Regions from separate parts of the Homo sapiens genome. Here region 2 is linked to region 1. The links are chromatin loops, found by intact Hi-C in ENCODE. Cell type or tissue: adrenal gland. All regions are shown on one strand.

What was found. A loop is a pair of places that touch in the nucleus more often than their neighbours do. Peaks named below come from ENCODE experiments on the same cell type or tissue, not always from the same donor. Only the 100,000 strongest peaks of a DNase experiment are listed, where the experiment ranks them.
Region 2: a loop joins it to region 1, with 8 times the contacts of the local background. A loop is called at or near these places in 27 of 110 quality-filtered maps.

Annotation. Positions count from the first base shown.
Region 1 is chr17:21,400,015-21,405,014 of GRCh38, forward strand. The region is part of intron 1 of KCNJ12 (potassium inwardly rectifying channel subfamily J member 12); the gene reads left to right. Among named protein-coding and RNA genes, the nearest start is that of KCNJ12, 26 kb to the left of the region's middle. RefSeq lists enhancers at 1-638, 639-1,616, 4,225-4,724. In adrenal gland, no CTCF peak of the experiment used is centred here; a DNase peak (open chromatin) is centred at 2,530.
Region 2 is chr17:21,687,092-21,692,091 of GRCh38, forward strand. No RefSeq gene overlaps it. Among named protein-coding and RNA genes, the nearest start is that of KCNJ18, 2.9 kb to the right of the region's middle. In adrenal gland, no CTCF peak of the experiment used is centred here; a DNase peak (open chromatin) is centred at 2,681.

The sequences.
Region 1 (5,000 bases):
CTCTGTGGGGCCCCGCTCGCTACCGTCTAGCTGTGGGGTGCCTGAGTCTCCTCACTGTGAAATCAGGCCATGCAGAGCCACCTGCTACCTAGTACTAGAGGGAGTGCAGGAAAAAGTGCAGCCAGTGCTTCCAGACCCTTCCCTGTGGCCTGAAGGGCTCCCCACCCCACCTGGGTGGGCTGCACATGCAAAGGCCACCTGGGGGTGGGGAGCAAGCTCCTGGCCTCTGAGCGGCCTGCCCCACCCTGTCCCCTTCAGAGCTCATTTCCCTGCCCCTCCCTCCTGTCTCCTCACACCCTGCCTTGTGTCCTGGGCTGGGGACTCTGCTCTTGTTTCCAGCCCTGTTGACCCTCAGCTGGCCTCGACTCCCTCCTCCCGGGTGGTCACACAGTCCCTCCTGTAGCCGGAATCTCCTGTGTTTCTCCGGTTTCTCCTGGAATGTCTGTCTCCCCCGATCTGTGAGGAGCCGGGCACAGGGCTGACCACCCTTTTCATGCTACACCCCGCACAGAGCCTCAAACGGGTTTGGTGCTCAGGAAAGACTTGTTTATGGAATGAACGGGGAATGAACAAGTGGCTGGATGGGTGGGCGAGGGGCCAGGCTGCCCTGTCCTTTCCCGACAAGGCCCTGGCCCTGAGCTGGCAGGTGCTCAGCCCTTCTCCCTCTGATCCAGCGTGCTGAGCTGTTCGTGTGCTAGGGATGCCTTTGACATCCTCCTTCTCAGAATAACACTTTTGAGTGCAAGAGAGAACCCATATAGGGCCACAGAGGAAACCAGAAATAAGTGTTGCAGTACTTATCAAAACATTCTTTTAAAATGTGTGATCTAGTAATTAGCATGCTGTTGCTTATGAGCGCCCTAACTAGCAAGACCCGGTGGCAGCCGTCCTACTGACTCCATGGGAGCAGGGAGGAGAGCTGTGCAGCTCCAGCGGTCTGCATTGCTATAGGGCCTGGGGTGAGCCCAGGCTCGGTGTGTCCAGCATACATTTCACAGAGAGGTTGAAGGCGGGGAAGTTGATGATTTTTCCCCCATCAAGTTCACAAAGCCCTGGCTTCTGTCCTTGGGCTCTGCGGCAGGACCTCCGGGAACCTGCTCCACTGTCTCGGGGACTGCAAAGCCTGCCCCTGCTTTGCCCGGCCCCCTTGCCTTGCCCCCAGGGTCCTTGGGCAGCCCTCCTGGGGGTCTGGGGACCAAGGAAGGGCATCCCGACTGTGACCTGAGCTTTAGTTTCCCAGCCATGGTAGGGGAGAAGTGGTCGGGGTTGGCTGCATCCCCAGGCCCTCACACCTGGCTGTTGTGTGTGAAATGCCCAGGCCAGGCATTGTGAGTCCCCAAGCAAGGCCATAGAGCAGAGAGGATTTCCCATCACCCCCAGGCTCGGCTGGAACCCTCCTGCTGGCCTGGCAGAAAGCTGACATTTCCTGCCCTGTGGGCCGAGCTCAGAGCTCAGCAGGGGTCAGAGAGTGACAGCCATGCTTTCTTCCTGCAGGGGCCACCCTGCTGTGAGCAGTTCATAAGGGAGGAAGGTGGAGACGCCCTGTTCCCAAGCTATGGGGCCTCTCATTTGACAAATGGGGAAACTGAGGCCCAGAGGGGACAGGGAAGGGGTGGTCCCATGGTGAGCTGAAGCTGGAGTGGCCTTGGGTGGGCTGCAGTGCTGCCTGCCGTCTTGTGATTCAGACTTTAAGGACTCTAGAGCACTCTTGGGGCACAGGGACAGAATCCTAGTTCCCAATCCCTTAACTTCCCCCAGGGACCTGGTTCTGTGCTGAGGCCCCTCAACGCAGTCAGACCCAGGTTCTACCCTCAGGAGACCCTTGGCCTGGTGGACTCAGAAAGACCGGCTGCACCCAGCATGGTCTGGTCCAGGACAGAGGGAAGCACAAGGGGTGGGGCTTGGAAAGGGGTGTTGAAGGATGCATAGGAGTTTGAGGGAGAATGGGGAAGAGAGGGCCTTGGGTAGTGTCTGGCATGCAGCTTCCTCTGAGCGCCATCGACGAAGAGGTGCTCCCATCTGCCCAGCGTGCTGCGCGTCCTCGGCCAAGTCCCCTCCCTTTCTGAGCTGTGTGCTTCTGTCTCGCCATCCATCTGCTGTCCCTGCCTCCCTTTCCCCCACCTCCCTGGCACACTCACTTCAGCCCCGCTGCCCTCCCCTGGCCTCAGCCTCAAGGCCTTTGTGGCTACAGTTCCCACTTGAAGGAGTACCCTCTTCCCTCATTCTCTTCTCACTAGCTCTCCAGATGTCACCTACTCAGGCAGTCTTCCCTGACCTCTGGAATAGTCTCCACCCGTCTCTGGATTTACTCAAGTTCTTTTTTTTTCCTCAGCCTGTTTTTTTTTGGTCTGTCTTGCCCCAGCAGCATGTGGGCCCCCAGGCATGATGTCAGCACATAGTAGAGGCTGGGCAGACGCCGCTGAGCGTGTGAGTCAATGCTGAGTGTGATTCTGGCAGCAGTGCCAGGCCGTGGCGCGCTCACAGATCTGAACTGTAAATGGGGCCTGGGGCAGAGCGATAGGCTTTCTGGAAGGCCTACCCTATTTTCCTGGACTCTACATCTCTGAGGTCAGCCTCCTGCCCATGGTAGGGTGAACCCCAGAGCCCTGAGAGTCTGTCAGGCCCTCCCAGGGAATCTTCTGTACCTGAAATAAGGCCAGATTTACAAAATAAAAGAAGGAAGCTAAGAAAGCAACTGTAACGTGCTCCCCTACAGAGAGCAGACAGGTTATGGGGGGCTGAGGCCCTAATCCTGGCTGGCCCTTTGTGAAGAAATAAATGCACCCCTCAAGCTGGGGACTTCCTTGCTGGGAGCAAGGCAGGCCTGGAGGGCTCACTGAGGGGTTGGTGGCTGGATTACAGAGGGACTGAGGCAGGACACCTGGGTGCTAGGCCCAGCTCTGGCTCAGACTGGTGACCTTGGGCATGGCTCCTCTCTGTGCCTCATTTCCTCCTCTCAAAGAAGCTTGGGCCACCCCACCTGGGACTTCTGTGATGCAGTGAGCAGAAGCCAAGTACTGGGTCCTAGGGGCTCAAGAAACATGCTAGGAGTACTCACGGAGGAGCAAGGGACTTGGGGAAATCATGGAAGACTTCATGGAGGAGGCATCCTTTGAGCTTGGAGGATGCATTGCATTCTGAGAGGCAGAGAAAGGCATTTCATGGTGAGGGGCGAGCTCTGGCTGAGGCTCTGAGGTGTGGGACATTCCAGAGACATTGGAAGCCCAACCCTAGCTCTCTGCTCATTCCTACTGTGTCCTTTTTTCTTATTGATTCATAAGAACTCTTTATATATTAAGCACATGGGTCCGATTTAAACAAACACATTATTTTTCTTTTATTTTACTTACGATTGGTTTTGACAACATCATACATATTTTTATGTTGGCAAATTTCCCAGCCTTTCCTTTGGTGGTCTTTCTGGTCCCAGGATGCTTCTTGTGTCCTTACCTTGTGTCCTTGCTCTCCTGTGCACATGCTGGCTGCTCAGGACATGTCTGAGACTCAAATTAAGTTGAAGCTGGAAAATTTACAGCTGTATGAAAATCAGAAGCCAGGGTGCCTTTGCTGACCTGTGCCTCCCGCTGGGGTTCCTGCCCATCATTCCTTCTTGCTTGGAGTGGGGTCCAGCTGAGGCCCTAAAGGGGCCTGTGACTCTCTGCAGGGTGAGGCAGAGGCTCATAGCTGTGATGAAGGGAGAGGGTGGGAGGACAGGGAGTTCCCAGCTGGCCAGTCTCCATGTATTCACTCATGGAAACCCCATTGCAACCACATGAGATAGGTGCTATGATTAGTTCCATTTTATAGGTGAGAAAACTGCGGTTCAGAGAGGTTATGTGGCTTGCCCAAGGCCACACAGGAAGGGATGGAGACAGGATTTGAATTCATGCCTTGTTGCCCCAGAACTCTTATAGTTTCAAGCTCTCTTATGGCCCTTGGGCTCCCCATTGCCTTTGGGATCAAGTCTAGGCTCATTAATATGACATCCGAGGCCTCCTGGGGTGATGCCTCGGCCTCTGTGCCTGCACACGCTGAGCTTCCCTGATATGATGGTGGCAAGGCTGTGCCCATCTCTTCACACCTTCCCCACAAACCCCGAATAGTTTAGATCCTGGAATGGAGGGCTGGCAGGGCTTCTGTGGAGTAGCTGGGCCAGCCCCCTGGTTTGCACACAGTCAGGGTGGGTCTTGCCCAAGGCCTAGTGCCTGGAGAGTGAAGCTGGAATCTGCACCAAGACTGCAGGACTCTGGTGCTCCTAGCTGTGTCACTGTGCTATGGTTGGTCTCAGGCGGGGTTCTCTCCCCTGCTGCTCGCTGCTGCCTCCCCACTGGCAGATACTCCTCTAGGAAGCACCCCTCCTGCCACTGGGTTAGACACCTCGCCTGGGCTCCCGAGGGCCCAGCGAGTTGTGACTGCTGACTTCTCACCGTCTGCCCTGTGAGGCAGGGTGCCCCATGAAGGCAGGCGCCCAATGCTTCCTCTTCAAGTCCTCGGTGCCCAGTGAGGACTTGAAGAGGGAGACCCAGAGAGGGACAGAGCCCTGCTCCAGGTCACACAGCAAGTTGGGGCAGAGCCAGGAGTCCTAGAAGGGCCCCAAGACCCTCCAGGTCTCCCCTGTTCCTAGGACTTAACGGAGCCCAGGGATGGGGCAGTGTCTGCGATGGCCACCCCAGCAGAGGGCACTACTGTAGGGCCTCTGTTCTCTGCTTCTCCCAGGGGCCTGGGGCCAAGGACACCCTCTCTCCCTCCTGCCCCCACCCTCTGTGAAGAAGGATGTTCTCAAGATAGAAATACCGTCAGAAACATTCCCTGGTGTTTGGTGTGACTGTCGTCCACTCTGTGGGGCCAGAACCTTCTGACCTGGCCTCACCTCAGGGCTTAAGGGTGGACGTTTGCCTTTTCTGGCCGCTTGGTGCAGCCTCTTTCTGGGGTCCATATGTCCAGCCCCCATCTTTACGCCACGGAATGTGAGGGGTCAGTGTCACTCAAGGTTCCTGCAG
Region 2 (5,000 bases), 290 kb after region 1:
GAAGACATTTGGCCAGAGTGAGAGGCATCCAGGCCCCTGAGAAACAGGGGAGGCAGAGCAAGAGGGAGGACAGAGCAGAGGCCAGAGCCCACGCAGGATACAGCATCGTGCCACTGCCACAGGCATAAGGGGCGGTGAATTTCTATCCCAGCTTTGCCATGGACTGGCTGCATTTCCCTAGGCACGGCACTCATCCTAACTGATCCCCAGTTTCTTGCCTCTATCAAAAGAAACTAATGTGAATGGAAATGGCATGTGTCACAGTGATGAGTGTTCCTGATGCACAGCAGTTGCGCACTTCCAGTTTACTGGGGTTGGAAAGCGTGTGTGGCAGTAAGAGGTCCGTGCAAGGCGGTATGGGGTCAGAACAGCCTCTGTGGGGCCCCGCTCGCTACCGTCTAGCTATGGAGAGCCTGAGTCTCCTCACTCTGAAATCAGGCCATGTAGAGCCACCTGCTACCTAGTACTAGAGGGAGTGCAGGAAAAAGTGCAGCCAGTGCTTCCAGACCCTTCCATGTGGCCTGAAGGGCTCCCCACCCCACCTGGGTGGGCTGCACATGCAAAGGCCACCTAGGGGTGGGGAGCAAGCTCCTGGCCTCTGAGCGGCCTGCCCCCACGCTGTCCCCTCTCAGAGCTCATTTCCCTGCCCCTCCCTCCTGTCTCCTCACACCCTGCCTTGTGTCCTGGGCCGGGGACCCTGCTCCTGTTTCCAGACCTGTTGCCCCCCAGCTGGCCTCGAGTCCCTCCTCCCGGGTGGTCACACAGTCCCTCCTGTAGCCGGAATCTCCTGTGTTTCTCCGGTTTCTCCTGGAATGTCTGTCTCCCCCCATCTGTGAGGAGCCGGGCACAGGGCTGACCACCCTTTTCATGCTACACCCCGCACAGAGCCTCAAACGGGTTTGGTGCTCAGGAAAGACTTGTTTATGGAATGAACGGGGAATGAACAAGTGGCTGGATGGGTGGGCGAGGGGCCAGGCTGCCCTGTCCTTTCCCGACAAGGCCCTGGCCCTGAGCTGGCAGGTGCTCAGCCCTTCTCCCTCTGATCCAGCGTCCTGAGCTGTTCATGTGCTAGGGATGCCTTTGACATCCTCCTTCTCAGAATAACACTTTCGAGTGCAAGAGAGAACCCATATAGGGCTACAGAGGAAAAGTGTTGCAGTACTTATCAAAACATTCTTTTAAAATGCGTGATCTAGTAATTAGCATGCTGTTGCCTACGAGTGCCTTAACTAGCAAGACCTGGTGGCAGCCGTCCTACCGACTCCATGGGAGCAGGGAGGAGAGCTGTGCAGCTCCAGCGGTCGGCATTGCTATAGGGCCTGGGGTGAGCTCAGGCTCAGTGTGTCCAGCGTACATTTCACAGAGAGGCTGAAGGCGGGGAAATTGATGATTTTTCCCCCATCAAGTTCACAAAGCGCTGGCTTCTGTCCTTGGGCTCTGTGGCAGGACCTCCGGGAACCTGCTCCACTGTCTTGGGGACTGCAAAGCCTGCCCCTGCTTTGCCCGGCCCCCTTGCCTTGCCCCCAGGGTCCTTGGGTAGCCCTCCTGGGGGTCTGGGGACCTGAGCTTTAGTTTCCCAGCCATGGTGGGGGAGAAGTGGTCAGGGTCAGCTGCATCCCCAGGCCCCCACACCTGGCTGTTGTGCATTGTGAGTCCCCCAGCAAGGCCATAGAGCAGAGAGGATCTCCCATCACCCCCAGGCTCAGCTGGAACTCTCCTGCCGGCCTGGCAGAAAGCTGACATTTCCTGCCCTGTGGGCCAAACTCAGAGCTCAGCAGGGGTCAGAGAGTGACAGCCATGCTTTCTTCCTGCAGGGGCCACCCTGCTGTGAGCAGTTCATAAGGGAGGAAGGTGGAGATGCCCTGTTCCCAAGCTATGGGACCTCTCATTTGACAAATGGGGAAACTGAGACCCAGAGGGGACAGGGACGGGGCGGTCCCATGGTGAGCTGAAGCTGGAGTGGCCTTGGGTGGGCTGCAGTGCTGCCTGCCATCTTGTGATTCAGACTTTAAGGACTCTAGAGCACTCTTGGGGCACAGGGACAGAATCCTAGTTCCCAATCCCTTAACTTCCCCCAGGGACCTGGTTCTGTGCTGAGGCCCCTCAACGCAGTCAGACCCAGGTTCTACCCTCAGGAGACCCTTGGCCTGGTGGACTCAGAAAGACCGGCTGCACCCAGCATGGTCTGATCCAGGACAGAGGGAAGCACAAGGGGTGGGGCTTGGAAAGGGGTGTTGAAGGATGCATAGGAGTTTGAGGGAGAATGGGGAAGAGAGGGCCTTGGGTAGTGTCTGGCATGCAGCTTCCTCTGAGCGCCATCGACGAAGAGGTGCTCCCATCTGCCCAGCGTGCTGCACGTCCTCGGCCAAGTCCCCTCCCTTTCTGAGCTGTGTGCTTCTGTCTCGCCATCCATCTGCTGTCCTTGCCTCCCTTTCCCCCACCTCCCTGGCACACTCACTTCAGCCCCGCTGCCCTCCCCTGGCCTCAGCCTCAAGGCCTTTGTGGCTACAGTTCCCACTTCAAGGAGTTCCCTCTTCCCTCATTCTGTTCTCACTAGCTCTCCAGATGTCACCTACTCAGGCAGTCTTCCCTGACCTCTGGAATAGTCTCCACCCATCTCTGGATTTACTCAAGTTCTTTTTTTTTCCTCAGCCTGTTTTTTTTGGTCTGTCTTGCCCCAGCAGCATGTGGGCCCCCAGGCATGATGTCAGCGCATAGTAGAGGCTGGGCAGACGCCGCTGAGCGTGTGAGTCAATGCTGAGTGTGGTTCTGGCAGCAGTGCCAGGCCGTGGTGCGCTCACAGATCTGAAGTGTAAATGGGGCCTGAGCGATAGGCTTTCTGGAAGGCCTACTCTATTTTCCTGGACTCCACATCTCTGAGGTCAGCCTTCTGCCCATGGTAGGGTGAACCCCAGAGCCCTTAGAGTCTGTCAGGCCCTCCCAGGGAAACTTCTGTACCTGAAATAAGGCCAAATTTACAAAATAAAAGAAGGAAGCTAAGAAAGCAACTGTAACGTGCTCCCCTACAGAGAGCAGACAGGTTATGGGGGGCTGAGGCCCTAATCCTGGCTGGCCCTTTGTGAAGAAATAAATGCACCCCTCAAGCTGGGGACTTCCTTGCTGGGAGCAAGGCAGGCCTGGAGGGCTCACTGAGGGGTTGGTGGCTGGATTACAGAGGGACTGAGGCAGGACACCTGGGTGCTAGGCCCAGCTCTGGCTCAGACTGGTGACCTTGGGCATGGCTCCTCTCTGCACCTCATTTCCTCCTCTCAAAGAAGCTTGGGCCACCCCACCTGGGACTTCTGTGATGCAGCGAGCAGAAGCCAAGTACTGGGTCCTAGGGGCTCAAGAAACATGCTAGGAGTACTCACGGAGGAGCAAGGGACTTGGGGAAATCATGGAAGACTTCATGAAGGAGGCATCCTTTGAGCTTGGAGGATGCATTGCATTCTGAGAGGCAGAGAAAGGCATTTCATGGTGAGGGGCCAGCTCCGGCTGAGGCTCTGAGTTGTGGGACATTCCAGAGACATTGGAAGCCCAACCCTAGCTCTCTGCTCATTCCTACTGTGTCCTTTTTTCTTATTGATTCATAAGAACTCTTTATATATTAAGCACATGGGTCCTTTTTAAACAAACACATTATTTTTCTTTTATTTTACTTATGATTGGTTTTGACATCATACATATTTTTATGTTGGCAAATTTCCCAGCCTTTCCTTTGGTGGTCTTTCTGGTCCCAGGATGCTTCTTGTGTCCTTACCTTGGGTCCTTGCTCTCCTGTGCACATGCTGGCTGCTCAGGACGTGTCTGAGACTCCAATTAAGTTGAAGCTGGAAAATTTACAGCTGTATGAAAATCAGAAGCCAGGGTGCCTTTGCTGACCTGTGCCTCCCGCTGGGTTTCCTGCCCATCATTCCTTCTTGCCTGGAGTGGGGTCCAGCTGAGACCCTAAAGGGGCCTGTGACTCTCTGCAGGGTGAGGCAGAGGCTCATAGCTGTGATGAAGGGAGAGGGTGGGGGGACAGGGAGTTCCCAGCTGGCCAGTCACCATGTGTTCACTCATGGAAACTCCATTGCAACCTCATGAGATAGGTGCTATGATTAGTTCCATTTTATAGGTGAGAAAACTGCGGTTCAGAGAGGTTATGTGGCTAGCCCAAGGCCACACAAGAAGGGATGGAGACAGGATTTGAATTCATGCCTTGTTGCCCCAGAACTCTTATAGTTTCAAGCTCTCTTATGGCCCTTGGGCTCCCCATTGCCTTTGGGATCAAGTCTAGGCTCATTAATATGACATCTGAGGCCCCCTGGGGTGATGCCTCAGCCTCTGTGCCTGCACACGCTGAGCTTCCCTGATATGATGGTGTCAAGGCTGTGCCCATCTCGTCACACCTTCCCCACAAACCCCGAATAGTTTAGATCCTGGAATGGAGGGCTGGCAGGGCTTCTGTGGAGTAGCTGGGCCAGCCCCCTGGTTTGCACACAGTCAGGGTGGGTCTTGCCCAAGGCCCAGTGCCTGGAGAGTGAAGCTGGAATCTGCACCAAGACTGCAGGACTCTGGTGCTCTTAGCTGTGTCACTGTGCTATGGTTAGTCTCAGGCGGGGTTGTCACCCCTGCTGCTCGCTGCTGCCTCCCCACTGGCAGATACTCCTCTAGGAAGCACCCCTCCTGCCACTGGGTTAGACACCTCCCCTGGGCTCCAGAGGGCCCAGCGACTTATGACTGCTGACTTCTCACCGTCTGCCCTGTGAGGCAGGGTGCCCCATGAAGGCAGGCGCCCAATGCTTCCTCTTCAAGTCCTCGGTGCCCAGTGAGGACTTGAAGAGGGAGACCCAGAGAGGGACAGAGCCCTGCTCCAGGTCACACAGCAAGTTGGGGCAGAGCCAGGAGTCCTAGAAGGGCCCCAAGACCCTCCAGGTCTCCCCTGTTCGTGGGACTTAATGGAGCCCAGGGATGGGGCAGTGTCTGTGATGGCCACCCCAGCAGAGGGCACTACTGCA